2 separate regions of the Homo sapiens genome follow, and region 2 is linked to region 1. The links are chromatin loops, found by intact Hi-C in ENCODE. Cell type or tissue: OCI-LY7. All regions are shown on one strand. Links, peaks and the distances in the headings refer to the core of each region. The heading gives the core; the rest is flanking DNA.

The links. Peaks named below come from ENCODE experiments on the same cell type or tissue, not always from the same donor. Only the 100,000 strongest peaks of a DNase experiment are listed, where the experiment ranks them.
Region 2: it touches region 1 in a loop (6-fold over the local background); 64 of 110 quality-filtered maps call a loop at or near these places.

Annotation. Positions count from the first base shown.
Region 1 is chr2:6,334,810-6,350,241 of GRCh38, reverse strand. No RefSeq gene overlaps it. Among named protein-coding and RNA genes, the nearest start is that of LINC01247, 33 kb to the left of the region's middle. RefSeq lists enhancers at 3,993-4,042, 4,523-4,572. In OCI-LY7, for the core only: a CTCF peak has its summit at 4,775; DNase peaks (open chromatin) are centred at 4,521, 5,351, 6,951, 7,521 and 6 weaker places; H3K4me3 peaks cover 7,521 bases; H3K27ac peaks cover 8,000 bases.
Region 2 is chr2:6,772,575-6,788,006 of GRCh38, reverse strand. It overlaps LOC105373404 (a long non-coding RNA gene), which reads left to right. Exons shown (of 4, transcript XR_922745.3): 4 at 14,624-15,184. Among named protein-coding and RNA genes, the nearest start is that of LINC00487, 10 kb to the right of the region's middle. RefSeq lists an enhancer at 13,641-14,840. In OCI-LY7, for the core only: no CTCF peak of the experiment used is centred there; DNase peaks (open chromatin) are centred at 6,986 and 10,176; H3K4me3 peaks cover 2,056 bases; H3K27ac peaks cover 2,610 bases.

The DNA.
Region 1 (15,432 bases), core at 3,654-11,653:
ATCATTACCATGCCACACATTTGTAGATCCTCAGAAGATGGCCTTGCTTGGTGCGGCTCAGCAAGCGATGAGCACAGCCAGTGGGTTGGCTGTCAATTCCTTTCTTTTTCAGGATAGACATATTTTACTGTAAACCTGTCCATGTCATTGTTGTTTGAATTCGTGAAAAGCTGGCGCCCCTGGCAAGCGAACTCAGGAGGAAACACTGACGATGTCTCCTCCTCCCATTCTCATGCTGCACCAGAGGAGGACCTGGTGGAGAAAAGTATAGACTGAGACCCTCCCGGGGTTGAAACGTTGCTGTTGAAACCTTTTGTTCTACCTTAGTTTCCACATGACATAATCCTCTCTCCTCCAGCATTACACTTAGAGATGAGTTGAACAGAGAGAACCACATTTTTTACCCTTCTGTTGTTCCATTGTTAACAAAAATTAAAATGCAATAAGTACCTATATATTCCCATAAAAATGTGAAACTTGGAACAAGAAGAAATTTCAAGGCAGAAAAGAACACACACTTGTGTTGACACGGATCTGAATAAACAATGACTTGCAAACACACACTCTGAAATAGCAATTGTGACAGCCTATGATGGAATCATGGAGTTGCTAGAGTTGCCCTTCTGGCTTTTTCAAAACTGTTAAAATTGTACTAACTCTTTTTTAGTTCAAGTTAGTAATCTCTATCAGAAAGCTTTGCCTTGTACATTCCGCAGGATTGAGAAGCTCATCAGGGTTCTGACACATCACTCTATGGTACCTGCGAGAGAACTCACCACACTGCAGAGGAACCATGAGCTTCTTCATCAGTTTCTCCCACAGTCTGAAAGTATCTGTGAGTTTTTCTAGTGCACGGTCAATCTTGTCACCTTGAAAATGTTCAATTAAATGTGTATTCAAATGAATGTCAAACTAAGGATCATCTTGGGTTTTATTGGATTTGTCACAATAGATACCAAACTTAATAGGAGAATTTTTTTAAAGATATTTTGGAAACCTTTGCCACTTACCCAGGCTTATACTATTGCTTGCTTTCCTATAACATCTAAAATGATACGTATACTACATATTTTGACCTTAAGTGCTGAAACATTCAGTTTTTCATTGACCAAATGTATGAGATTAGAGTTAAGAAATACATTTTTAAAAAAGGGTCCTAGGATTATCAAAGCCTGGGAATCAGCCACCTCATCTGAATATTCTGCTCTTTGCTAAGGAGGGTGAGGCTGAACAGAGGGACTCAACTGCAGAGATGTACTCAGACCAACTACCTTCCTAACCTCTGTTAGGAAGGAAAGCATCTCTGTAATAGACACTTTGTCCAGACTCCTGAATTTGATCAATGTGGGTAAGAAGATGACTAATCAATGAGAGCTGAACAAAAGGCATTTTATTATTCAAGACTGTGATAAGATTTTCCCACTTTTAAATGAAAAAAAAAACTCAAATAATTTTAATCAAAAGGAGATTTGTATACCAGATTCATTTAAATTTCTGACTTAAAAAAATTCTACTGGAATTTGATATAGAGAAAAGTCAGGGATATATAATATTGGCATAGAGTTAGTAGAGAGTTAAAATTCATTTTTTAGCTGCACTATCTGCCTAAACTGCCCTTAACAAGATCATTTTTTATACATGAAATTTTGCACCTCATTACCCCTAATTACATCCTTTTAACGGCATTCTTTGAAAATGCAGACTGAACAATGTAGGATAGAAAATACTTATCTTTCTTCTATTCCTGTTAATTGTTGAGTCTTATTCTTAAATCTGACTTCATCTTTTATCTCTTTCTATCCAAACTAAAATGTTTCATTCTGATCTAAACTTCAGAGACTTTTCTTTTTGGGAATAGGGAAAGAAATACACCATCTTAATGAGGAGAGCAGCAACATTTTCCTTTCCACTCTTGTAGCACATTCTTTCTACTTTGCTATATCACATGATTACCCAGTAACCATTTTGGCTTCAAGATTATTAGCTTATTAAGGACAGAAACAATATTGTATAGATCTATTGAATCCTTATAATATCTAAACTGGTGCCTTGAGTAGACTATGCAACTAGTAAGTTTTTATTGAATAAACAGGTTTCATATTTTGCAAGACATCTTGTATTATCTTGAATATTTCCAAATATTAGAAATGTTCTCAAATTTTGTGATTATTTCTGCTTTCCTCAGCTTCTAACAGATTGTTTACTCCATAAAGCCCTTCACAGTTTTCCTAAGCATTTTCTCGTGTCAGTCTAACAAATATTTGAAGATAATTATATTGTGCTTCTGAGTATTTTTTTTCTATACCATTCTCCTTAATGCAAGTTTCTTCATTTTTAGCTTTTAAATGTAATTATCCAGATTGCTCTTCTCTGAGCATTCATCTATAACTATATGTGTGTGTGTAGATAGATAGATAAATAGATAGACAGGTAATAGATAGATAGATATGAAGATATGAAGATACCTGTTAAATATATCTTAGTAAACAGAATTCAAAATTGGATCTAATAATCTGAGGCAATATGTGTAGCTAAAATAAATGGAACTATCATTGCTATCATTTTTATGTAATTCTTCTAGTGATGCTAGTAATACTACCAATGTATATATGGCTACTTTTAAAGTCATATAATTCAGTTAAATCAAAATGATTTTGATTTCAATAAAACCCTTGCTTTTTAAGGCTAGATTGTCACTATCTTATTCTTGCATTTGTTTACGGGAGACCTAAATACTATAGATAGATAGATAGATAGATAGATAGATAGATAGATAGATAGATAGACAGATAGATAGATAGATAGACAGATAGATAGATAGACAGATAGATAGTGATAGACAGACAGACAGACAGACATAGAGAATATTTGGATGGATATTTATTTTGCAATACGCACTTGACATGTGTGATCTAATTCTCACAACCACTTTGTAAGGTAAAGGCGATTCTTATTCTCATTACACAAATGACGAAATTGAGGCTTAGGAAGATAAGTGTACAAGAGTAGGTGATAGGGCCTGGATTTTGTTCTTAAGAAAATTTCCCCTGAATCCTGGGCCTCTACTCACTTCTTCACAGTCATCACTCTGCCTGATGAGGTATTCTTGGAGTTGTGTATGTTTGCCTTTCACCTGCTGTTTCATAAATGTCATGCCACCAGGAAAATGGCTAGTTGAATCAGATATACTTGAGAATACTTGCAGAGGTCTATACATGTGTTCTGTTGGAAAAACTGGACTAGTGGGGTAAGAATGGGGGTTCCTCCTTCCACCTCCAGGTAATTCAGAGGGTTCTCTGCCAATAACTTTTTCCTAACTGAATCTATTGTAACTCAGAATATTTTTTTTTTCTAAGAGTAAAGTTTTGGGCCAAGTCCTACTTTTTGGTGGGAATATCTGTGGACAAGTGGAATCTTGAGTCTTCTCTTAAAACTAATTACTTGGCTATTGTCCTTTCTACACAAATGCAGGGAGAGCCCTGTGCTACTGTTACAATGATGTCTCCTTATTGGGCTGAAAGCACTGTATGAACCATCTTGTCAAAAGTGCTAATGAGTGTATATTTATATTTTCAGGAGAGTATCAAGGGTTCTTTCTTCCCTTGATCTTTTGCACAGAATTAAATAAAACACACCTGGGAAACATACTTATAGAACAAGGTTGAATTTTCTCTATTTAAAAATTGATTTGAGAAAGAAAAGCATTTAAGAAGGAAAGAAAAATAAAATCAAGGAGTTGATTTGAATTAGAATAAAGAATATTGTCCTGAACGTCAGATCACATGTGCTTGATGATCAGCTCACCTCTGCCCTTTTAAAGGCTTTGTTTCTAGGATATCAAGATGCATCAGACGCCATGTCAAAGGCTCCCAGAATTTGAGACTTACATCTCAAAGGCTGTCACATCCCCTGTCCTGCAGATTTCTTATAGAGAACAATACCTGCCTTATAAGACTGGTTCTGGTAAGTCCTTTAATTTTTGGTGTCCAATCAGTTACTAGTAGATGCCAAACCTTGAGTTCATGTTTTAGTTACAGACTTCAGCTCATACTTTCTCAATTATAACACTAAGAATCGTCCTTTGGATAATAACGCTTATATCAAACCTAGAGACTACGTAAGCACAACTTTTCTCTTTTACTGTTCTATTCACAGTTAAAATATCTTTGTGTGTGTGTGTGTGTGTGTGAGAGAGAGAGAGAGAGAGAGGTGGGATAGAGAGAGAGGGACAGAATGAGAACAAATCTGGATTTGTCAAGGAAAAAAATGTTCCATGGCAAAGGAACCATGAGTTGACCAATGGGTACCGATATCTACTGTACACAAAGGATCGAAGCCAGTCCTGAGGGCTAGACGGGAGAAAACATCATAGTGACCCTAACCTGTATTTAAATGTATCCCGTAGAAGTTAGCTAGACTGCAGCCAGAGCAATACAGTGAGTAATCACCAAGTCATGTTTCTGAACTCACATGACTCCTCTGAAACATGTGGTGAAGATATTTGAGGCATTATCAAACACCTGCAGATTTTCAGTTCCTCATTTCTTGCTCATGTGATTTATTAACAGTTCTGCTAATGCAGATAGAATGCAGCCTCAAATTACAGCAGAGGAGAGGGTTGAATGCTGTGCAGCCTATGCTATTCAGAGTGCAGAATATCTGCAACCTAGTTGATCATTTTTGAATCATCAGCTCCATCTTTTTGTTAAATTAACAATTTAACAGCTGCTTTCATCAAAGTTCTTTTGTGTCTACCAACACGATACTGTAATTTTTTTTCCTAAATGCAATTTCCAAGATCATTTCTGTCTTTTCAGTCCCAGATTACTGATTTGCATGTTTGATCAATTTGTATACAAATGTTCAAGAATTTATAAACCATCTAGGGAGCATGAAACACCCTCTAGAGCTCTAGAGAATAATTTGATCCATCTCATCATTCACTTACTTAAATTTCTTTTTCATTAAGAACAGGTGATGAATGAAGGCAGTAAAATATGACTGAGCTTAGGTATACTGTTTCCTAAATAGGAAATATTGTAAACCAAAAGATTTTCACAAAATTCTAGTAAGTGGGAATATTGAAAATTGAGTCAGATTTGTCATAGAAAACATATTTTTTTCTTTTTACCTTTTGTGTTAGTCGGCTTGGGTCACCATACCAAAATACTATACAATGGGTGGCTTAAACAACAGAAATTTATTTCTCACACTTCCAGAGGCTGGGAAATTCAAGATCGAGTTGCTAGCCAATTTGTTCTCTGTCAGGGCCTCCTTCTTGTTTTGTAGATGGGCACCTTTTTGTGACATCCTTGGTGCATGCAGGCACACACACACACACACACACACACACAGAGAAAATGTTCAGGTGTTTCTTCCATTGGACCAGAGCCCAGGACCTCATCTAAACCTACTTATTTCCCCAAGGTCCCATCTGCAAACACTGTCGCATCAGGGGTTAGGACTTCAAAGGATACAATTTGTTTGCAACATCTTTTATAACAACTCAGTCTGCAACACTTCTCATATCTCCAACAATATTTAGGCTTTAATTTATTTTAAAATCATATTTCTAAGCTATATGCATAATAGTACAGCCTGAATGTCTTGAGCTCAAAAGAAGACCTTTAGAAAACAATGCACCTAGATTTTCAAGGAAAATCTATGCTACGTTTGTGGCAGAAGCCACTTGAATTGGCTGATACAAGTTTCTTTCTTGGCTACTGGATCTCATTAGAACCAGCTTCTCCAGATTGGAATGACCTCCTTAAGGGCCCTGAGTATCATCTTCTGTGTCTAGTTAAATTGAGGAGGAGGCACAACCTACTACGTAGCCTTTGCAATCAGGAACAATCAGTCCCCCTTGAGCATTCCTCAGAACAGGAACTGTTCAAATCTGCCCTTTCTCTGAGCTTGTGGGTCCAGACAGTGCAGGAATAGCTGGACAGGTTGGAAGAAGAGAAGGCCAGGAAAATTTCCAGAAAAGTCCCTGAGGCATTCATTGGAGCCGAGAGTCAAGCTCAAGCAGCAAGGTACAAAATACTAACATCAAGTCCAAAGGGTAAAAGACTGAGTTAGGATGGGCTAATGGAATAAGAAGTTTTGGGTAAGTGGAAACAAAGTTGAAATAACAATAGCCCCAAAGCAAATCAGAAGGTTCACGTTTATTACCCCAAACAGTGCTGGGCCAACTGTAGCTTGCCTTATCAGCTACTCCACGTTGGATGAAGATAGCTTTGATCTTCTGGCTTAAAGGATCAGAGGCAGTGTGAGTAGAAACTCAACCGTTTCCCAAAGGGTGGAAAAGCAAATGATATGGCTGGCAAAACACGACTCTCAATGCTTTGGCTTAGATGTGATACATGCCACATTCATTTACATGCCATTGGCCAAAGCAAGTCACACAAACAAGCTTGATGTCATCTGGGTGAGGATACATACTTCTCCAATGGGAGACACTACAAATCCCGTGCATGGTGCAACTGTATATAATTCTTTTACAAGAAAGCAGAGTGAATATGAAGAAGCAATAGTTCAATCTACTACATCTTTTGAAAATAACTTTCCCTTTAGAAAGACCGTCATTTCTCTTGCATGCTTGCTGTTTCCTTCCATTTGTTTTTCAAAACACTAATCTTGGTTAGATTCACATATAGTCTTCATGCCTTTATCTGTGAAGGTGAACACCAGTATAGAATGTTTAGAAAAAGACAAAAGAGTATAATATCATCTTCATACATTCATAATTAAGAATTTCAATTCTCACTCAAAAATTCTAAGAAATCCTACCGGTTTTCCTCTACTAAGCTCATTATCCCACTCTCTGCACTAACTATTTTAGACCTTTGTTTTTCTATTCAAGCTCATCACCCATAATTCCCCTCTGCACCACTCCCCTCACATGCTGCCCACAGATGGCATTGCCTCTCATTTCGTTAGAAAAACAAAAGCCATCAGGTGCCCCCTCACCTCCCCAGCACCGACTCTGTGCACCTGTCTGAGCCTGGACTCATCTTCTTCTTTTCTGTTCTCTTTCTGTAAGAGTTGCTAAATCGTGATGACTGAAGGATGTATAATTGGTACTAAGTTTCAGAAATAAGCCTCCTTAGAGGCTCTGGTAGTTAAAAGAGGATTCCGGTGATTCCCAAAGTTTGCAATAGTCCATTTCTCTAATCTGTCCATGTTTTAGGCGTCCAAAATCAGCAGTTTGCAAAATGCCAACTGTTGACTACGTCAGAATCATGGGATTTCTACCCATGATTCCTACCCCTGTATTTCCAGGATGGGACCTGGAAATACGTATTTTACTGTCTGTCCAAGTGATTCTAATGCATTGCTCAGTATAAAGGTACCTATTACAGAACCTAAGGTGCCTTTAAAGTTTTAGATCTGTGGTTCTATAACTTTGCCTCATAATAAAATTACCTGGGGAGCTTTTAGGGCGCCTGAGGCCCAAGTTACACTCTGGACCAATTAAATTTTAATCTCAGCGGTTAGGGCTAAGAAGTTGCCATTTTTAGACCTTCACAGGTGTTTATGATGTGCAGCAAGCCTAAGAACAACTTCTCACTTTCAGCGAAGTGTGCAAGGCTAAGGGTGCCTTCTGGCTGCACTCAGAGGGGCTTGGATGGGGAGTGCAATATCACAGCTCCACATTGAGGAAGCATCCCCAGGGATGGTTTTGCAACAGAAAATATTGTTCATGCCACTCAAACTGGGAAAAGACCACCTTGTACCAAATGGAAATAATTAATCTATGAAGAAAAATACTGCTGAGGCAGCATAAAATGCTGTAAAGTGTGCCAGACTCAAGGTCAAAAGAGCTGTGTCTGTTGTTTGTTACCTGGGACAATCTTGGGCAAGGAATTTGATTATTCTGAACTGGAGTTTTCTTACCAGTAAGGCGGATGCTACAGTACCAGCCTTGTTGTATGGTTGCTATTTTATTTCATTAAGAGAGCTGACAACTGACATATTCAAATGGTCAGAGTGCTTTTCATTGGAATTTGGGGAGCAATTTGGAATTCCTTATTTGAATCTGGAGTTAAATCTTTATTAATACATGTAGTTTTCTTATTTGTTTTTATATTATTAAACTCTTTTCTAACCTTTTAGAGAGCCAGTCTAGCTCTTTTGTCTTAGAATAATTTTACATCCCATTTTCTTAATTGGCCTAGAGATTCTGTAGTATTGGTGCTTGTTTTCTCTATTGCTGCTGAATACCAGGAAAGAGCCAAAGAGTACCTTTGTTGCCCAGATATCTGATAAAGTCCAGATGCATCTGGAAACCATTTGGAATTCACGGGCAAATGAAGTAGGTCATAAAATATGAAGAACTCAAGAGAAAAAATAAACTACCAAGGTTGAATTATAAGGTAAGGTCTTAGCTCTTATCTTTCTTAATAATGCCTCCTCTGCTTGCCATGGCAACCACATGTGCTGGCAGTTGTTATGGCAAAGGGAGAGGACTGCAAATAGAAGAGAACTGTAGGATTCTGCAATGGAAGAAGGTATTTCTGAGACTAGTAAAAACACAGACCAACATGTATTGTTATGATCTAAGCCTCATGTGTATGAATAAGGGGGTATCACAATGAACTAAGATTTCGTGAGGCACGTTCATCTTCATTTTTTTTTATTTGTTGCAAAATGAGGTCTCATTGGTGAGTCCTCATACTGATGCCTATAAAGCACTTGTCACGGTACTTAGTTCATAGAAGGTACTCTCTATCTGTTAGCTGAATATAAATAACCTGGATGAACAGTATGTGTGTATAAGGCTGTTGGCATATGGATTTTCTGTAGAAAAATTTTACTTAAAAAGTAAGCAAGAATCGAAAGTTTGATTAATAGACAATTGGAACAACTAAAATGAAACCCTTTTTCAAGGACACCTACCAAGTGAACTGATGCATTTTGAAGGGCATCTGATGAGTGGCCATGCCATGGCAGCACATTTTCTGTTTGCCTGTGCTGTATGGATTCATATATGATTACAAAACCCAGAGTGACCCATTAGTACAAAGTAGGCATAAATTTATGTATTTATTTTTTCAAATTAGCGAAGTGTTGAAATTTCAGGATCCAAAGAAACCAAGAGACCTGTTAAAGGGGTTATTTCTTTGACCGTTTATCTTTTGCTTGAAACAATGTAGAGGTGCATTGACCTTTTCTCACCTCCATGTCAGCTTTCACATTTGTGTGTTTCCAGTCTTCTTTGAGCTAGTGAAGTGAATTCTCACAAAACCTAAATATTCTAGATTCTCTGCTTCCTTAATCAGTGGGTAGAATAGTGGGCCTGGGATTTTCCCCAGCATGGCGTGGTTTTCGTGAAGGGGATGGAGGAAATTTTGAACTCATTTGCAATTTCTCTGAGGACAGAAATGATAGAGACCATAATAAGGACAAATTAGACTGTAGTGAAGCTCAATATGGTGACCTTATTTTGTGTGTGTTCAGTGGGTGGATTCTACTTTTTCTTTATAAATGTCATTAAATAGCAAGCTGATGTCACAATGGGCAGAGGTCTCTCACAGAAACTTACCAAGCATTGCACATTCTACTTGTTGCAATCTGTGAAAAAAACCTTGTAATAAATACACATCTAGAACCTGATGTGATTCTCTTTTGTACAGTAGGAAAAACATAATTTGTTATTTCATTGAAAGATAGAACATACCATGAATGTGTATGGTGAAGTCAGGAGGCTTTAGACGCAGCAGGAGAGTGTGATAGTGGTCTTCTCTACTGGTTTAGAGAAAACATCAGGTTCCACTTTAGCTTGGTGTTCTCCAGGTCCTATCATGTAGGCCAGGGGTGTCCAATCTTTTGGCTTCCCTGGGCCACGCTGGAAGAAGAATTGCCTTGGGCTACCCATAAAATACACCACCACTAACAATAGCTCATAAGCTAAAAAAAAAAAAAACTGCAAAAGAATCTCATAATGTGGCTGGGCTTGGTGGCTCATGCCTGTAATCCCAGCACTTTGGGAGGCCGAGGTGGGTGGATCATGAGGTCAGGACATCGAGACCATCTTGACCAATATGGTGAAACCTCATCTCTACTAAAATACAAAACATTAGCCAGGTGTGGTGGCGCATGCCTGTAATCCCAGCTACTTGGGAGGCTGAGGCGGGGCAATTGCTTAAACCCGGGAGACGGAGGTTACAGTGAGCTGTGATGGCACCACTGCACTCCAGCCTGGCAACAGGGCAAGACTCCTTCTAAAAAAAGAAAAAAAAAAGTATCTCATAATGTTTTAAGAAAGTTTACAAATTGGTGTTAGGCCACATTCCAAGTCATTCTGGGCTACAGGTTGGACAAGTTTGATCTAGGCCTTCCTTTATGAGGTTTAGCCCCTGTGGTCCTAGATAGTCCCAATTACAGCAGGAAGCATATTGACAGTTTTAGCCCCAGTGAAAGCTGGGATTAGAAATTAGGCTTATTTTCACAAATATGTTTCTATCTTTGTACTGAGAATAAGCTGGGAGTGTCTATGTGGCACCTCTTTCTGGCTACCATGGTCAAGAAGGCTTGGCTACAGCTCTAATTTCCTGGCCTTTCATCTGAGGCTACTAAATCTTTGTGACTATTCTTGTTTGTTTCTCTGGGTTTCCACATCTAGATTTTATCTTTCTGTGAATTAACTTAGTTTGGTTATTTATGGGCCATTCCTAGATGAATTTGGATATTTCCTTGCTGTATACCTCTGTTGTCCCTCACCAATGGGGCGGATCCAATTAGACCTATAGATACACTGTCTAGATCCCACCCCCAGGGAGGGCTTGCTACCACACCCAGTAAGGGGGGTCAGCCCAAGGACCCCAGCTCTCTGCTCCCGTAAGGTCTGCCCTCAGCTGAGGAGAGCCACCTGGTCTGGGGTTACAACTTTCCCAGGGCAACCCGAGGCCAGGAGAACAAGGTCGGGGTAAAGGCCCAGGCATTCTGAACAATGGGGACCTTGGCCAGGGGCAATACTCCTTTCTGGAGCTCCTGTGGGACTAGCCATGGCTCCTTTTGGCCTGCACAATGGAGTTGCCTTTTTCCCCCGGCCCAGTTCTATTCCTTCCTGCTTTTTCCCACAGGTGTTGATCCCTAATAAATATCTTTATGCCAAACCCTGACTCAAAGTTGTCTTCTAGAGAACGGGGATATTAGAAATAGAACTCTCATTTCTTCTACAGGGAGAAGCAGCTAAGAAGGACAAGTTCTCCAGCTCCTTCTCTTTCAGGTCCTGAGGTTCTGTGATGCCAAGCAGAGCAGCCACAGATGCTCTTATCTGCTTGTGGAAAAGCAGAATTCACATTCCTTCTAAGCCCAGAGCTACAACCCTCCCAGTCAATCACTGCCTGACACAATGTTCACGTAGTGTGAAGGACTTATTTCAACTTTATTTTGCTCTTAAGTTCTGTGATAATGGTATACCCCTGCCTTTTGGTATAACTGTACAAAAGAAAAACGTTCATCTTTTATGTACAAAGAAAATTTCACCTTTTCCTTGTTGCTAAGTTTGGGTTTTCAGGCAGTATTTGTCAACATCTGGCTGGAGTCCTGGATCTGCCACTCATTGCTTGAGTAACATTTTTTTGTCTCAATTTCTTCATCTCTAAAATTAAACAGCACATCACTTACTTCCTTAGGTGGCTGATGGGATCAACAATATTTGAAAGAGAATAAAGAAATATGTACAAACATATTTTACATGCTAAAACATCTTATAATTGCGAGGAAGTATGATGATGAAGGTTATGATTTTCTAGCTGTTTTGCAGTCGTTGGTTGGAAACTTTGACACTGTCTATATTTTCCGTTCTAGTTCCATTTGCGACTGGCGCCTGACATTTACAAGATGGCGATGACAGGGTGCAGCTTTTTGCTGGGGGACAGAGTTCTGCCCCAGCCCAGACTTAAGTGGTTCATATGGTGATTGATCCCCTGACCTTGGGCGCATTAACTTTATCCTCTCATGAATGGAAGGAACCAGCCATAAGGATCTCTTTGTGCTTACAGTTTTCTTTGTATTTCTAGAAATCAGAGCCGCTACTACCCAAATTGTGTGTGTGTGTCTTCTGAAGTGTCTACCCTTTGCTAGACAGTTTCCAGGTGTATAAAAAGTTCCCTGTTTTAAATAAAGTCACAGCATGAAAGAAAAACGTGGAAAGCACTGTAATATTTCTTGATTGATAAGAGCAGGTAATAAAAGTGAGAACTAAGATGCTTGGAAACTTTGAAGGAAGAAAATAATGTGATTTCACATCTAATCCCGTGACAAAGCATGGAGATTACTCCAATCTCAGGGCCCGGAGGAAGATTCTATTGTAAGAACTGAAGATTTCCCTCTTGTTCACCAAGATCAAATTTATCAGCTTCCTTAGTTTAGTTTGGAAACATTATCCTGCTTCTATTTTAGCTGAACCCTTATGCAGTGCAAGGAAATTGAGGCGGGCACATTGAGAGTGGTGGTTTTTCTTGTTTTTACAAAAACACAAGATTCTCTTTAACAAACGCCTGGGGAACACCTACTCTGCCAGTGCCTTAAGGCCACAAATGTAAACTCATTCATGCATTTTCCCCCAAACGACATCCGGTATCACTCTTTCGGAGGATAGATGTGTATAGCGGGTGGGAGGGGATGCTGAGAAGAGTAACCCGATCTCCAGGCACATCTGGGTCTTCACTTCACTGTTTCACAGCAAGGGCAGAGAGCAATTTTACAAAGACATGATTGGACAAGCCAGGAAAAAGAAGATCCCCTTGGTCGCTGATGGGCTTTTATTCTGATGGATTTTTCTGAACACGCAGGAGTCACCATTCAGAATTCCTTTTCTCTTTCTCACAGGATCACCTGAGAGAAAGCCACCTTCTGCTTGTTTCTCCATCTGTCCTTTGCTGGCATTCCCCTTGCAGCAACCCTGGGGCCAGGGAGCATCTGATCAGAAGAACTCACTGCCTCTGTGCCCACAAGGACACGCCTCTCACACTGTGCTTCTCAGACTATCTGTGGTAACGAACCAGATGTTTGTATGTTTTAGGTTTTTTTATTATTATTTTTATTTCCAGTCTGTATGGAAGTTGCTTTTGTAAAATACAATCCCAGTAAAATATTAACAAATTAAAATTTTGAACACCATTGACACAATACAAGCTCTGTCATCATCACCATCATTATCATCAACAACGTAGTCATCATCATGCTCATTATACTCAAGAAGCCGAACATTATTCTGCCAATTCTGCTTCTTTACTTACTGCCTTGAGAACTGGCTACAGCCAGCTTGCTGAGGGCCACTGGTCCCCACTCCACACTGCTGGCACTATTAGCATGTGCCTTCCATACATAACAGGATCCTCTTCCTTCCTGGCAACCTTGAGCCTTTCAGTGCTTTGCTCAGTGGAGGAGGAGGGAAGATGAGTTAGGTACTGAAGAGAAAATGGCCAGATCAGACTGTGTGAGGATTAGATACTTTTCCAGGGGAGTGGAAGTCAAATACTGTACAATTATCAGGGGAGTGGAAGTTCTGGAAGAGGCAGCCACAGGTCTGAGAGAAGCATATGGGAGACATTGTGAAAATACCAGGTGTCGGGGTGACATGCCCTTTGCTCTGAATTTCTAGGTATCGGTGAGTTGAAACATTGTTTCTCTGGCTACAAATTTATTATGTATTATTATAGCCAATGTAGGAAAGTACAGACAAATGTAAATAAAAACTCCTTTAAAGAACACAATCAAGAGACCTAAAATATTTGGAACATTTTCCTTCAGGTCTTTTATTCCATGATGTTTAAAAGTGCTTCATATCTGGGAGGCCTAGGTGGGCAGATCACCTGAGGTCAGGAGTTCCAGACCAGCCTGACCAAAATAGAGAAACACCCTCTCTACTAAAAATACAAAATTAGCTGGGTGGGGTGGCACATGCCTGTAATCCCAGCTACTTGGCAGGCTGAGGCAGGAGAATCACTTGAACCCGGGAGGCAGAGGTTGTGGTGAGCTGAGATCGTGCCACTGCACTCAAGCCTGGGCAACAAGAGTGAAACTCTGTCTCTTAAAAAAAAAAAGGATGCTTCATATCATACGGAACCCATATCGTTTTTCAGCTTCTTCATTTAAAACTGTATAGTAAATGATTCTCCATGTTATTAGTTTAACTTTAAAATCCTAACTTTAATGGGTAAATATTGTTTCATTCATCTATGAATCAAAAAGTATTTAACTATTGCTTTTGTGACATTTAGATGATTTCCGATTCATTTGCCAATATAATGAGCAATAAAATCAATATATTTTTGTGTTTATGGATTTTTATATATTTCATAGGCTTAGTGGTTATTTGTATTTCTTCTTTATTAATTTTCTACTTGAGTATATTTATTTTCTACTAGTATTTACCTAGTGTTTTCTATATAGATGTGTACACATTTTATGTGTATTTAAAAAACAACAACCTCTAGCCAGTCATATGTTGTGATGGTTAATACTGATTGGATTGAAGGATGCAAAGTATTGATCCTGAGTATGTCTGTGAGGGTGTTGCCAAAGGAGATTCACATTTGAGTCAGTGAGCTGAGAAAGGCAGACCCACCCTTAATCTGGGTGGGCACCATCTAATCAGCTGCCAGCATGGCTAGAATATAAAGAAGGCAGAAAAATTTGAAAAGATGAGACTGGCCAACCTCCCAGTCTCCATCTTTCTCCCGTGCTGGATGCCTCCTGCACTCGAGCATTGGACTCCAGGTTCTTCAGTTTTGGAACTTAGACTGGCTCTCCTTGTTCCTCAGCTTGCAGATGGCCTAGTGTGGGACCTTGTGATCATGTGATCCAATACTTAATAAACTCCCCTTTATATATATAATTAGTTCTGTCCCTCTAGAGAACCCTGAGTAATACATATGTCTACCTATATTTTTTCTCAAAGACCACTATACTTAAATGTTAGCATACAGGCTTAAATGTACTTTTAGTAGTTGTTAACTTTTATACTGAGTGGCTGCTTTGTGTAGTGGAAAGAGAATCAATAAGAGAAAAAAAACTAAGACCAACCTCCAGGTGTGACTCTGCTGGTTGCCCTTGGACAATTTGTTCAACCTCTCTGAGCCACTTGACATCATCTTCTCTGCCCTGGAAGAGGATGCCCTGCTTTGGAAGAGGATGTTTTATTTTGTGTTGATCTGCCAGCCTCCACACTTGATTTCTATTTTGTCTTCCAAGCTGACTGAGCCAGCATTTTCCAGCCTATTCATAAAGCAGTGAATGGTATGGTAAATCCATAAAGGAGGGAAGGATCTGGAAGCTCCATATGTTTCTTCTGCATATGTCCCATTGTCCAGAACTAAGTCACAAAGCCATATTGAGCCCTTAAATGGAATCCTTTATTTAGTTAGATGGATTTCGGGAAACTACTTGAAGTGCCTACTGTGGTCTACTCCTTTGGCCACC
Region 2 (15,432 bases), core at 3,744-11,743, 440 kb before region 1:
GCAGGTGCTTTTGCGTTCCTCAGTCTTCTTTTCCCAGATAGACAATGAGATTTCAGGAAGGAGAAAAAAGCAATTGTGTTTCTTTTGGAAAGAAGCTTTCTTGATCAGATAAGGACATTCCAGGAGTCTCTCCATCCCTCCATGTGCTTGCTAGGGTCGTGGGTGAATAAGGCAATGTTAGAAGGACCTTGATTCTGAAGCAGCATATCAGGCCTCTCAGCATGGGAAAGCGCCATTTCTGAGGTACCACTTTCTGAGCTCCAACAATAATTAACTGACTTAATACTAAGGCACATAGTAATCCCTGCATGAGTTGTTCTCATTGCTCAATGCATTCTTCCTGCCCACTGCACAGACAAAACCAGTTCACTGAGACCATGGTACTGAAGTGAAGAAAGAGTTTAATGCTAGGGCAGCCACATGGAAGAACTGGAGTCCATTATTCAAATCAGCCTTTCCAAGAGCTCAGAGGTTGGGTTTTTATAGCCAATTTGGTAGACAGGAGTGCTGCTGATTGGCTGGGAGTCAGTCATAGGGGCGTGGAAAGTGGTCCTCATGTGCTGAGGTCCTCAGCTTCTGGGTGGAGACCACAGGACTGGTTGAGTCATGAGTCACAGGTTCATAGTTGATTACTAGAACCAAAAATCATGGAGTTGATTGCTAGAATGTAGAAATCTAAACAATATCTCAAAATACCAATCTTAGGTTCTACAATGGTGATGTTATCTGTAGAAGCAATTGGGGAAGTCACAGATCTCGTGACCTCTGGCCATATGACTCCTGAGCAGTAAGGGATTGTAGAAACTATGCCTACACTTGAGAAGAACTCAAGCCTCTCCCATAATCCTAATCTCATGGCCTTTTGTTAGTTTTCACTCACTGAGCAAGGAGGGGGTTAGTTTTAGGGAGGGACTATTTTCCTTGCATCCAAGTTAAACGATCAACTAAATTCCTCCCATGGTTAGCTTGGTCTATACCCAGGAGTGAGTGCGGATAGCCAGCCTGTAAGGCTAGAAGCGAGAGGGAGTAAGCCATGCTAGACCTCTGTCCTGTCATCATCTTCTTATGCAGAGGCAGTTTCAGTCTGAGGAGTTTCCAAGCCATGAGTGCAACTGTTGGAATCAAAGCCCATGTCATCTTTCTGTTTCTCATCAGAGAGGCTGAGTCAACTTCAGGGTAGGGGCAGTGTTTGAAAAGGGCCTTGAAGGATCCTTCAGATTTGGAAAAGGGGAGATATGGGATGCAGAAAGGGAGTGGGATAATAGGAGACAGGGATTGCAGGGATTTGCTGAGGGTGGTCCTTTAGCAAAACCCAGAGATGTGAAAGTGACCTTCAAAGATGTGGGAGTCATCTGTGCTGGTTTGGGATGCAAGAGAGAGGAGAGAGTAGGGGAGCAGGCACCTTTTCTTTTCCTTCTTATTTTCTACTTTGCTTCTCTCTCAGTGTCGTGATTTCATATCTCCTGCAAACATAACCCATCCTCCTAGGTCTTTGGCTTTAGATTATGAAGGGAGTGAGGGGTGTTTATGTGTGATGGGAAACTGAGAGAGCAATGGGACTTGATAATTTATTCCAAGTTCAAGTTGCAATGGAAGGAGGCACTGGGACAAGGCTCCCGGGCTTCTGCTGTGTACGTATTTTTCCGAAAAATAAGTCTTGGCATGGTCAGGGTGTCAGGGCCCCTCAACATGTGGCCTTGTGCTCCTAGGGAGGGGCTGGCCCTCCCCTGGCTGGGCTGCTGCCATCTGGACCAGTCATGTTCACACATGGGCTTTGGAGGTCTAGTCCTCAGCCGGTGTGTATTAGGTCACTTTTGCACTGCTATATAGAAATACCTGAGGCTGGGTAATTTATAAAGAAAAGAGATTTAATTGGCTCATGATTCTATAGGCTGTATATAGAAAACATAGCACTGGCATTGCTTCTGGGGAGGCCTCAAGAAGCTTAAAATCATGAAGGGAGTTGAATGGGGAGCAGGTGCATCACAGGGCGATAGCAGGAGCAAGAGAGCACGGGGGAGGTGCCACACACTCGCAAGAACTCACTGACTTATTGTGAGGACAGGACCAAGGGGATACTGCTAAACTATTTACAATAAATCTATCTCCATGGTCCAATCACCTCCCACCAGGCCCCACCTCCAATACTGGGGATTAAAATTCAACATGAGATTTGGCGGGAACATGTATTCAAACTATATCACCATGTGAGCTCAGAAGGCCCCTGTGTGGAGCCAGCTGCAGCAGATGCAAACTCCCTGTCCCTGGCCCTTTCCTTGGGCCTTCCCTTCCCACTTGGCCCATATCCTGCCTCCCTGCTTCCTCCTCACTGTGCTTTCACACAGGACTGTGGGGAGGGCTATGCGTCAGGGCTGCGTATACACTGCAGATGTTCATCCCAAACAGAACCCTAGGAACAGTCATGAACAGATGCTGTCTATCTGGGTATTGGCCAAGTATAATGGCTAAGTTTGTGTATCAACTTGACGGGGCTAAGAGATGCCCAGAGAGCTGGTAAAACTGTATTTCTGGGTGTGTCTGTGAGGGTGTTTCCAGAAGAGATTCACCTTCAGATTGGTGAACTGTGTAAAGAAGACCCAGCCTCACCAAAGCGGATGGGCATCAGGCAATCCATTGAGGGCCTGGCTAGAGCAAAAAGGAAGAGGTAGGGTGAGTTCCCTCTCTCTGCTTAAGTTGAGTCATCCATCCTCTGTCGTCCTTATGCATTGGAGCTCCTGGTTCATGGGCCTTCGAACTCAGAGTCTTACACCAGTGTCCCCCCAATTCTCAGGCCTTCAGACTCGACTGAGAGTTACACCATTGCCCCATCCCCCAACCATCTACCCATTTATCAGTACTCAGGCCTTTGAACTCAGACTGAATTACCTCATGATCTCATGAGTCCATTCTAATAATCAATCAGTCTGTCTACATTTATCTATCCATCCATCTATATCTATCTATCTATCTATCTATCTATCTATCTATCTATCTATCTATCTCTATATAGCTATCATCTGTATTAGTCTGTTCTCATGCTGCTTATAAAGACATACCTGAGACTGGGTAATTTATAAAGGAAAGAGGCTTAATTGACTCACACTTTAATTAGCTGGGGAGGTCTCACAATCATGGTGGAAGGCAAAGAGGAGAAAAATCTCATCTTACGTGGTGGCAGGAAAGAGGGCATGTGCAGGGGAGCTCCCTTTTATAAAACCATCAGATCTCGTGGGACTTATTCACTATCATGAGAACAGCCTGGGAAAAACCCACCCCCATGATTCAGTTACCTTCCACTGGGTCTCTCCCACAACCCATGAGAAATATTACAATTCAAGGTGAGATTTGAGCGGGGAAACAGAGCCAAACCATATCATCCTCTATCTTTCTTATTGCTTCTGTTTCTCTGGAGAACCCTGACTGACATGCAAAGTTCAAGCTGTATGGATTAAGTCCTCTTAATTGCCTTCATCATGTTTGCCCAGATTGCCTCAAGCAATGATTTCATAATCTTTGTTGGTAAATGAGGTAATCCTTGGCGGGAAGTTTTAGCCTTACTGCCTGAATTTTCTTCTCAAATGCTGTATTGTCCCTTTTCTGCTGTTTGCCACCATTTTAGCTAACTCTTCTTGACATTTTAGAGTTTATACTGTGAGCTTTTACAGGGAGGAGAGGTTCCTCCCTTCTCTTTATCTCTCCTGGGGTCATATTTGTAACTTAGCCTGTGAGAAAACCACCTCTTCTTCCTATAGCACTCTAAATTTTTCAAGTGTGTTAACATCTTCCCTTGGGAAGATGCATGAGGCAGTGGAGCACAACATTTTAAGGAGGTATAAAAGGTGGTCCACAGATCCGTGGCCAAGCTTATCTGTTTCCCTGCTTTTTCCTGTGTGACTTTACATAGGTGATTTAATTTCACTTTCCTTGTATGTCAAATTAAAACAAAAGCAATTTTACCACCTTGCATTGCAGTGCAGAGCAAGTGAGAGGCTACATGGAAACCATGCACGCAGGTTGACACACACTGAGCCAGCACTGCACACCGTGGTCCCTTCCCTTCTCCTGCATCTTCACTGGTGTGCCCTCATGCTTCCTCTTTCTCACTCTCTTTTTCTCTCTGGTTTTTATCAGTTTGTTTCTGTATAGCTGAGGAATAATGATAAAGCACTAATCTACCATTTCACTCAAGTGTAAAGCCAGAAAATCTGTTCTTACACTGATATACCAGTTCCTTATATTGATATGCTGATTTATTACATTTGTTAAATATTTTATAATTTGCAAATGCACTCATTTCTTTGCTTATTCATTGAACTCTTCATTCAACAGAGGGTTTATGTTTGCACTGTGCCTGGCATCTGCTTCCTTACGGTACCTGGCAACACCTTCTGAAGTGCCAGAGTGAGGACGTTCCCTTTGCAAGTGTGGATGCCCAGATGAGGGATGCCTCAAGGTCACGCAGGACGTGAGGTCGGCTCTTCTGACTCTTGGTGCGGTGCTCTTTCATCTCCTACAGGCTTAGTGAATCTCAGTTAGCGTCAGAGAGCACATTGGTCAGGGAACCAGGGGAAGCTAAGTGCCCTATAAAAAGCCTGTGTGCCTCCCAAGGAATCCTCTTTTCATTGGAATGATTTACAGTGGGATTTTCATTCTAAAAACCTGCCACCTCCTGAATGATATTTGTAAAATGTTTAACCCCATGGGGATTCCTTCTGGTATGCAGGAGAAGGTACCATAAATTGTTCTGTTTTCTTTTTCAAATGGGAAGACATTAATTATGTTCTAAGAGGTATGCCAAACTAAGTGCACAGGAAAATGCATTTATAGTGAACATTTTGACTAAAAAATGCAATAGACCAGCAAGGTTACTATTTCTCTCTGTCCAGAGTTCCCTGGAGAGTGACTGGAGCTCCTGGCTGGGTCATAGGCCAACTAGGCTAATTTCCGGAGGTTTCTGAGCAGGAGGTGCAGTGCCTGAGTGCAGATGGAGCCTGATGGGAAGGAGGAGGGGAGGTGCTCAGGTGCACGCTGGCACATACCCGCTATCCAGTCAGAGAAGCCAGGTCTACTAACAACCAAAGAACAACCTTGGCCCCCGAGAGGAGGAAGCAAGGCCCGCGTGAGAGCCTGGTACAACAGCACGAGGGACGGGGTTGGCCAGCATTCTCGGGCTGCTTACCTGGGCATCCGGCCCGGAGGGCTAAAGTGGCCTTTGCTGCACCCACTTTGCTAAGTGGTTGTTGTGAAATTTGATGGTAACTCGCGGGCACAGAATTTAGGACAACCTGTTCCTCTTTTTGGATGAAGCTGAATTTATTCACGTGCCACTTTGAGAAAACAGAAAAAGCACAAAGGTCCCAGAAAAAATTGTTCTTTCTTCCCTAAAATCTCCTGAAATACTCCGCAAACATGAATCGTAAAGCCACCCTATCAGGGAACTGGATGCATCTCCAGGAGACAGCCCTGCTTCCCAGTCCTAAATGTGATGCTGATGCTTGTCTCCCAGGGAGGAGCTGGGAAAGACCACATTTCCCGAGGTCCACATTTCCATTGATTCTAGACAAGTAAGTGGAAGGAATAAGGACGGACGGGGTTACCAGGCCTGGGTTCTCGCCCGGTCTCAGTGCTGTGGGAAGTAAAATCAGTCCTTTATATGGGTCTCCTAGGGGCCGACTGTGGGCTTGGTACTGACACGTGGTAATTTATTCAGCACTAACTCCAATCCCACAAGTTAAGAATTGTTATCCCTGCTGTGCTGTTGGTCAACCGGACTCAGATCAGTTTCCATACAGCACGTGTTTGACAGGCGTGTGTTAACTGGGGAAATGGGTAACCCAAGGGTTAGCAAGAAGAGGGGGTGTGACACCCCCTGGGCTCCCACCTTACAGCAGTATGCTGGCCCGGACTCTACGGCATGTGCAGCGTGTGTGGTATGTGTGTATTGTGTGTTTGTGTGTGTATTGTGTGCATGTGTTGTATGTACGTATATGTGGTATATGTGTGCATATGTGTGTGGTGTGTATGTATTGCATATGTGTGTGTACGGATGTACATATATGTGTGTATATGTGTGCATGTGCATATATATAGTGTATAAATTGTGTATGTGTGTATAGTGTGTATATTGGGTATGTGTGTATATTGTTGTGTAGAGAGTGTGTGTGTGTATTGTGTGTATATGTTGGTGTGCACATGTGTGCTTGCCAAGGAAGGGGCCGCTCTCCACTGCCCTATCCCCAGGTGCAAGTATAAGGAGGACTGAGATGCTTGGAGTTAACAGGGAAGGGTCTGACCCAGGGTGTCTGTGGGTAGGGAGCCCAGCTTTGCTGGAGTATTCTGTAACTGGCGACCTTTGGTGAAAAGGGGTTCAGGCTGCTCCAGAACCTGCTCCTCCCTCGCCTCTCCCCTTGCTATGGGGGTCTGAGCTCAGGGCAGCCCTCCAGACAATGCACCCATCCTGCTCAGCCACTGCTAAGTAATCTGGGCCCACAGGGCCGGGCTCTCCCCACTGGGCTAGAGAGGACCCTGCGGCTCCCGAGGCAATGCCTGCTATCATAAGTCGAGTGCACGATGGAGTGAGGATGCACACTCAGTCACTTAGATTTCACATTTTACACTCTTTTCATCATACTCTTTTTCTTTCTTCTAGTATCCCTTCTTTAGCAGCCTTTGTTTCTCCGTTCTAAAAAGCGGCTAATACTGAGTGAGCTGTGTCATAGCAAAGTAACTCGTCTGGAACCTTCTCATGAAACTGTTGTCCAAAGGAGAGAGGAAACACACACACACACGCACACAGGATGGGGGATGTATTGATTGCTTTTTACAGTCATACTCTGTACATATTTTATCACAATTAATCTCTATGACAATGTTGAGAGGCATTCATTCTATTTTATGTAAGAGGAAACTGAAACTAAGAAAGTCAAAGTAACTTCCTCACATATACACAGCCGGTGCCTGCTACCATGTGGAAAGATGATGCCAATCTGGCTGGCAGCCAGAGAGAGAACATCTGTTTTAATAGACAGGAAATGCTGGGATGCCGTGAGAGCCCCCGTAAGAGCCAGGTACTGGAAGCAGCTGTTTCCAGGCGTTGTTGCCTTCCTTGGAGCAATGCACACAGCTGCTTCTGATGGAAGCCACCCTTGGCAATGGCCCCGTGGTGCATGCAGCAGGAGGAACTGGTACTTGGAGCACTGCCAGTGGAACCACCGAGTGAGCGCCACTTAGGAGTGGATTCCACAGGAGCTGCCCCTTCCATGAACTTTGGATAAAATGTGCCCCTTAGAGCCACCATGTGTCACTTCAAGGTAGGGGATGGAGTGCTTAGACCCATGGCTCAGAGGCCTCTATCCCACCATCTTGTTGGGCTTTGCTAGTGGATGTTTCTCTCCTTAGAGGAGGCAAGAGCTCACTAGTCTTTCAATGTATGTCTTTCTGAGGAGTGGGACCCTGGATTTTTATTAGGGCCTCTGGTGGAGTGCAGACCAGGACACTCTGGTAGTGAGCCCTTCCAGCCACACATGATGGAGTGGAAAGATTCTCAGTGTTGGTGTTTCAATGGCTGCAAAAGCTGCCTGACCTTCAGTGAAGTCCTCGATGCCGCCAGACCTCCATTTCATGTGTATAAAATAAAGGCCCTAATGCCTTGCTCATGGGATTGTTGTGAGGAGTATTTGAAATAATGCATCCAAAGCACCTGATGCAACATTGAGAGATTTACTGCCTTCTTGGCCAGAAGTCGTTTTCCTTCCCATCCTTCTCCAATAAACTTTTCCTGGCTCCCAAGTCTAATTTAGGTTCCTGGAGAGTTTGGAATGCTTTTGGTTACAAGTGATGGAAGAGATGAGAAAGAAGAAAGTTATATTGATGAGAAAGAAGAAAGTTATATTTTACAGTCAGTTCCACTGTAACAGGATGCAAATGCGTCTAAAAATCCCCATCCTATGCAACACTGGATAATAGAAACCACAGGGTTGTTGGGGATAAATGGGACTAGCGACACATCATTCTAAATTTTTGTCCATGACATAAAGAATAGTGACCTAATAAAAACAGTAGTATAGTTTTACACAGGCTAAATGATTAACATATGCATAAATACTACAGAAACTATGGTGCTTAACCTTGAAAAAGGCCTGAAGCTTGCTTGAGAGTGTGGGTACTGGGGTTGCAGCTTGTGCACTGTGGTGAAATGGGGGGAGTAGGAGGCTATGATCTGAATGTGTGTCCCTCCAAACTTCATATATTAAAACCCTAACCCCCAATGTCGTGGTATTAGGGGGTGAGGTCTTTGGGAGGTGATTAGGTCATGAAGATTTCATGAAGATGCCACCCTCATGAATGGGATGGTTGCATTTATAAAAGAGGCCTGAGGGAGTTTGTCTGCTCCTCCCCCTATGTGAGGTCACATAGGAGGGTGGCATCTATGAGGAACAGACCCTTCCAGACATCAAATCTGCTGGTGCTTTGATCTTGGACTTCCCAGTCTCCAGAACTGTGAGCAATAAATTAATCTTGTTTATAAATTACCCAGTCTAAGATATTTTGTTACAACAGCCTAAATGGATTTAAACAGTGGGTGATCTGGATTGGGAGGGAAAGTTGTAGCCCCAGAGGTGGGTGGTGAGGCTTCTAACACGTGAGGTGAACTGGAGGTTGGAAAATGCTGGGGTGTGTGTGCATGCACTTGTGCGTTCCTAGTCTCAGATCAGCTGCGTGCAGTTCTGTGTTCACCTGGCATTTCTTGCAAATGAAATCACACATACACAAACACAAAATTTGCCTTATTGTCAAATTGTTCCCTAATATCAACCTCGTTGCAACAAATGTGAATGTGAAATCAACATTGGAGCAGAACCACCTGCACCGGTGTGCCCTGGTGCTCTCCCTCCACTGGGGCAGATGATCTTCCCGGGGAAGACAGAACTGACCCTGGGGCAGGTGGTTGATGGTGGTGGCCCATGCACTTCTGTGTGTTCAGTGTCATGAGCTACTGCAGTTTACTTGTCTCTGGCAAGGTGCATTTATACATTACTTTATTTTTAACTCTGTCAGCCCTCCAAAATGGATAGATACCTTAGAAGTATCCTTGCAGTAAGCAATGGATTGAGGTTAATAATAATAACAATAAACAATAATATTGCAAACATAAGTGAACACAAATAAAACAGCTGGTGTACGTTTTCCTTCTGAAGCAAGTTATCAACTAGTTATAACCGGGTTAAAACAAAAGTCATCTCATAAGATTTGACAAGAGCACAAACAAAGTTTAACATTATGTGAAATTATTTGAAACAATATTTTCATCCACTATTATTAATTTACTCTGTTTGTGCATAGGACCTTGAGGTATTAGCTAAGAAAGTACAAATCCAACACAATTAGTAAGACCTTTAAAACCCCAGTATCCGAATATGAAGACAAACATGTATCATATTTTTGGAAATGCTAAAATTTTTACATGATTCAGTCCTATACGTTGCAAAATTCCGCTCACTCAATGGGAATTCTCTAGATGCCCCCTTTGAGTTTTCTTTCTTAATAGAAAAGAACAAGGAGCAATATCAATTTAAAACACCTTTCCTTCCTACTTTGCTGAAATAATTCACAAAACAAGGTGGCACGTACAAAATCGTGCCCTTCGCCTTCAAACACTTTTGGAAGATGAACAAAAATATTACTGAAGATTGAAGGGCACCAATGTGTGAATAAATTATTCAGTTTGAGGGGTTTTCTACACAGCTGAGTTAAAGTACAGATGTTTCTAACATGCCCAACATTCTGATACTTGCAAAGTTCAGTTTCAATAATGAAATACACAAAGAACAACTTCTTTGTGATCTACAAAAGAAAGACCTGTCAGAAACAAGCTCCATTCTGAACAGCAAAGCATTCATTTAATGAAATAATATTGCATGGAAAAAATTATAGAAGGGTAATCGGTGATGCTTTGTGCAATTAACAACAACAGTTATAATACAACAAGATCCGGTCAGGTATCAGTCATTCACAGGGTTATTCCTGATAAAGTGTCAATTAAAATGTTGCAATATCTTTTAAAGACAAGGGAAATACATATGAAAATATTTCATAGCACACATACGTTTGCTGCAGATCACATGGCAAAGTACTCAGAAGAGCTGTCAAATTTAGAAAAGAGTTATGAAAATTATTATTATTTGAATGCAAGTGATCCATGGGGGACACAGGTGCTGAGTGCTAGTTAACCGCAGATGCTACCAACCAGGTATTTTTTAAATTACTAAATTAAATATAAATAAATTCACACATACAAAAATAATTACCTAAAGTATATAACGTCAACTCATAGGTGATTTATAAACAACAAATGAGAAAGTGACTGCTTTTTTGAGATAAACGTACGCTGTGGAGAGTAAATGGGCAATTCGAAATTAGATGTCTGGAAGTGATTCTATGATAATGTGAATTTATCATCAAAACATATCTCAGCAATGACAACGAAACTCTCAAATCTGTACATTGTGAAAATGTACAAAAACATCTTTAACCTATTTTAAATTTTCTAAAATGAGTTATAGTGTTTTGAATCCATTTGATAAAATTTAAAAAGTGCACTAATTTCTTAATTCACTTGCAAGAACAACTCACTTACATTGATGAAAAAGAAAATTCAGTAGGTGTATTTTAGTAACAGCAACAGGTCTAGGTATAATTGTTGAATGGAATTGAAATGTGATACCAAAATGTAAAAGGCACAGTTGATAATGCCCTTCTGTTTGGATTTATGTACTTTTGTCATATGCACTTTTCAACTATGATTTAGTACAAAAAATGAACTGAATTTACAGCTTCACCTTTATTATATCCCAAAGTGTCAAAGCAACATAAAAAATCATATTTTCTCATTAAAATTATTATTGATAAAATATTTCTTCATTAAAGCACAGAGGTTTGTATTTTTAGTGATAAGCAAAAATTAAAAATTGATTTAAAACCTTATTCATTTTCCCTTAACTCATCCTTTAAGGTGTTTTTTTCTTTTTGTTTTTTTGTTTTTGTTCGTTTGTTTTTCCCTTTTGTTTTGTAAAGCAGTGATCCTTTTTGGCACCAGGGACTGGTTTCGTGGAAGACAATTTTTCCAAGGACAGGGTTGGGGTGGTAGTGGTTTTGGGATGAAACTGTTCCTCCTCAGATCATCAGGCATTAGATTCTCATAAGGAGTGTGCAGCCTAGATCCCTTGCATATGCAGTTCACAATAGGGTTTGTGCTACTATGAGGATCCAGTGGTGCTGCTGATCTGACAGAAGGCAGACCTCGGGTAGTAATACTCACTCGCCTGCCACTCACCTGCTGCCGTGCGGCCTGGTTTCTAACAGGTCAGAGGTTGGGAACCCATGTTGTAATGTATTCATCTTTTTCAGTAGTACGTGTATATAATTACATAATTATTAATACATAATTAATTAATACATAATAGGAGTAGATTCTTTATGTTCTCAGATTGTCCTACTAAATAAATAATCAGAAAACAAGGGAAACCACTGTTTTAGACAATAAATGAGACCTATTGCAACACAACCTGATCATATCAGACAGCTATTGTAAGGACAAAAAGCAAGTGAAAACGGAAGAACCCTTAAGGACATCAGATGTTCTCATCACCATAAACCTATTTTAAAAAATATACAAACACTTGTAAAATGATCGTGGTGTGCTGGCAGTCTGCCAGATAGGATTTCAAGAAACCATTCCTGGGTGTATTTGGAGGAGAAAATAGTATTGACGCCACCGCAGATTCTGAACCCCAGCATCTGTAAAGACTTTGCTAACATTTTTTGCCTTCTTATTCTCCATACATTTTAAAATTGAAATGATTTCATTGTATTTAAAGATGAACCATTCATTCACAGAGATATATATTTTTAAAACCATTAATAATCCTCTCACCTTTACCCCTTTAAGATGCTTCCCTTCTGAGGTCATCAAATGGAAGTTTGCCCGGAGCCCACCGCTGCTGTGTTGGTCACTGTTTGTTAGTCTCCTGTGAAGAAGTGTGTCCTGTCAGAGTGTGGGGGGCATTCTGCATTGGCACTGATTGAGCCTGCGCTCATCCTGCAGGGCGGTGATCATTGTCCACACTGTACAGAAGGTCAGGTTGAGGCTTGGAGAAGCTGAGTTACCAAGTTACCAACCTTGTTCTGCCCCATAGGGGAGTGGTGCCAGCCAAGCTTAATCCAGGAGGGAGGGTGCCAAGCTTAATCCAGGAGGGAGGGTAGGCACTCTTTTTTTTTGAGATGGAGTCTCCCTCTGTCACCAGGTTGGAGTGCAGTGGTGTGATCTTGGCTCACTGCAACCTCCGCCTCCTGGGTTCAAGCAAGTCTCCTGCCTCAGCCTCCCGAGCAGCTGGGATTACAGGCACGCACCGCCACACCAGCTAATTTTTGTATTTTTAGTAGAGATGGGGTTTCACCATGTTGGCCAGGATGGTCTTGATCTCCTGACCTCATGATCCACCCGCCTCAGCCTCCCAAAGTGCTGGGATTGCAGGCGTGAGCCACCATGACCAGTCGGCACTCTTATCTCATTTTATCTTATCTGTGCTCTGTCTTAATGTTCTCTCCTAATCATGGCATAATTCTCTGACTCAGTTCATGTGTGTCGGCCTGTCCTGGTGTTTCCAGGACACTCATGTGCAATTGCACACTGTCTTCCTGGTGACATTAGTGTATGTATGCGTGTGTTTGAGTGAACGGCTGGAACTGCACATGGGCCAATTACATAGGTGGTGATGTGTGTGTATGAAAGATGACAGCAGAATGAATCAGCTAAAGCCATGTGCTAGAACTCTGAAGAATGGGTTCAAATCCCAGGTCTGCCACTTAACAGCTAGATGGCTTTTGGAAAATTTCTGAAATCTCTTTAAGTTTCATTGTTTCTCATCCTTAAATGAGGAAGAAAGTTCCAAAGATACCACTTTACAAGATAATATGAGGAGCTAGTGAGATAACGCATATGCGTGCTTAGCATGTACCTGGCAACAGGTAAGGGATCAATAAGAGGCAGCCTACTGGATAATTGATTCATAGCCAATCATTGACTCACACTCTTCCCATGCATGGTTTCCTTTAGGCTCCAGCACATTTTTTTTTACAACAAGGTGGTACAATGATAAAAACACCACTCTGCTGTTAGACCACGGATTTCAGTCCTTTGTACATCCTAAGAGTTCTGATAATCCAGGAGGCTGGGGGCCATGTTTTCCACTCAAATTGCCCTGGTGCTGAAATGCACCACGTATAGCGGACACTCAATTAGTGTTTGTGGGCACCAATGAGTGACTATAACTGAGTGATTTAATTCTCTGGAAGAGCTATTTTAGGTTATATCTTATGACATTTTTTCATAGTTGTTAATTTTTGGCCAATAAAACAGCAATTTTACACGATTTAACCTAGTAATTTACAGGACTCACGGAATAACTTTTTGAAATAACACACTATGTGAGATTTTTAAGAGGCATCACTAAGTAATTAGCTGAAAACTTGCAGGAACTACAACAAAAATACTGCAAACTTTTCCCCAGCCCAAACTTTCATTTCATGGATGAAAACAAAACAAAATAACAGCCCTCTACCTAAATCAAGGGATTGCTCCTGTTGATTTGGAGAGATAAGGCCAGATACGGAGAGATGAAGTCAGATCGTGGATCCAAGTATTTTGCCTTAAGATTCAGGTCCTTTCTGCCTTAACATTCAGGTTTTTCTAATTTGAAAACAAGCCAATTCACTAATAAGGGTTTCTAAAGCATCCACAATATGAGGAAAGAGCTATGGGGAGAAGAATACAGGAAAATACAGAGATCCATCTTGACAACGTGATCAATCAGAAAACCTAGAAGTGAGAATCATCAGCTTTCATGGAGCGTTTGGAGAAGAGGCTTGTTGGCGCAGGAGGGCGGGGTCTGCGTTGCGCTTACAGGTCTGTAAAGAGAGAAAGGGGACATTTAGGCGGAAAGGTACAGTGGAAATGGCATTAGGAATAGAGGCAGGGGTTCAAAAGGAAGCTGGGTGGTAACAATACTCCCATTTCTTTCGAGTTCATCAATTAGAATCACTTTCTCTGCAAATTTGACTTCACAGGTGATCCGCTTCACAGATGAGGAGGCAGGAATGCCCACAGGGGATTCACCCATCGTCATCAGCCACACGCGGGAGATGTAGGGCCAGATTTCTCCCTCCATCTGTGTGATCCCCAATCCTGTGACACTCCTGCTTCCTTTTCCCGTAGTGGGGGAACTCCCTCCAAATGGAATTTCAGTTGCTTAGATCTTTGAATTGGATAGTACTACCTATGCTCACACTAATTAAACAATTAAGTCGATGCATTTAATTTTATTTTCCCCTGGAAGATGTAATCACCAGTATCGTTATTGAGGAGGGAGGAGGGGAGAAGAAAACTCCAAACAGCAGAAAACATTCCTGAGTTCTGTGCGCAGTGCCTTTGATGGGTGTGCTCAGATTTTTTTCATCGAGGTGGTTTTGAATCAGTTGCAGGCCTTCTTTCATGTGGGTAACTATTTAAAGATGTGATATTCGGGGCAAGCGTTTGTACCAACTCATTTTCTCTGTCTTCTCCCAGGCCGCTGAGGACCGCACAGGGGAGCGGGCGGCGGCATCGCGAGGACTGACCACTGGGTGGCACTGTTGCTCCATGGAGAGCTGCCAACGGCGTCCCCGGGGACCCGGCCACGTTGAGCACAAAAGGTGGGATTTCTAAGGTGTGCTCGGTGATGAGTTTCTTAATGAATTTACCTCTTCTATGGAATCTCCCTCTGCAGCGTCTCCTGCCGCCCGGGGCCGGTTTCTGACTGTGGACTCTGGGTTGAGCCCATGGGGTCAGTGCGCGTGGAGCTTGCACTGCCCAGACCCACAGCCCCAGGAGCAGCCACCTCCCGTGTCACCCGGGCGGCGTCCTGATGACATCACTTAGAAGATTAAAAATAAATTGAAGCACATGTCACCTTAAAGGGGGCACAAAAAGGACATCTGCATGATTTGATGCATCCATGAGAAAGGGCTGCTGGCTTTTGATTTAAACTGTTGGGAAAGAGGATTTTAAAGCTTGTAAGCTGCTAGTATTTCCAAAAGAATGACTATTTTTTATTTTTTATTATTTAAATTAAAAAAGCACTTCCCTGTTCCCCTGTCCCTACACTCTAATTCTTCTTGGCTTTGATTTGGGCGATATTGTAGGCAGCTTTCTGCTCCACGGTGAAGGTCTGCCCGAGGAAGGACGGGGACAATCTTGGGGAAGATGGGGGAGGCGGGGACCGATTTTCCAGCCCAGAGCTGGGGTCTGCAGAACCAGGAGCCCGGGCCAGGCTGGCCTATCAGCCATGACCATCTGTGCACCTTAGCCACCTACTCACAGCACAGCCTCCATCTGCA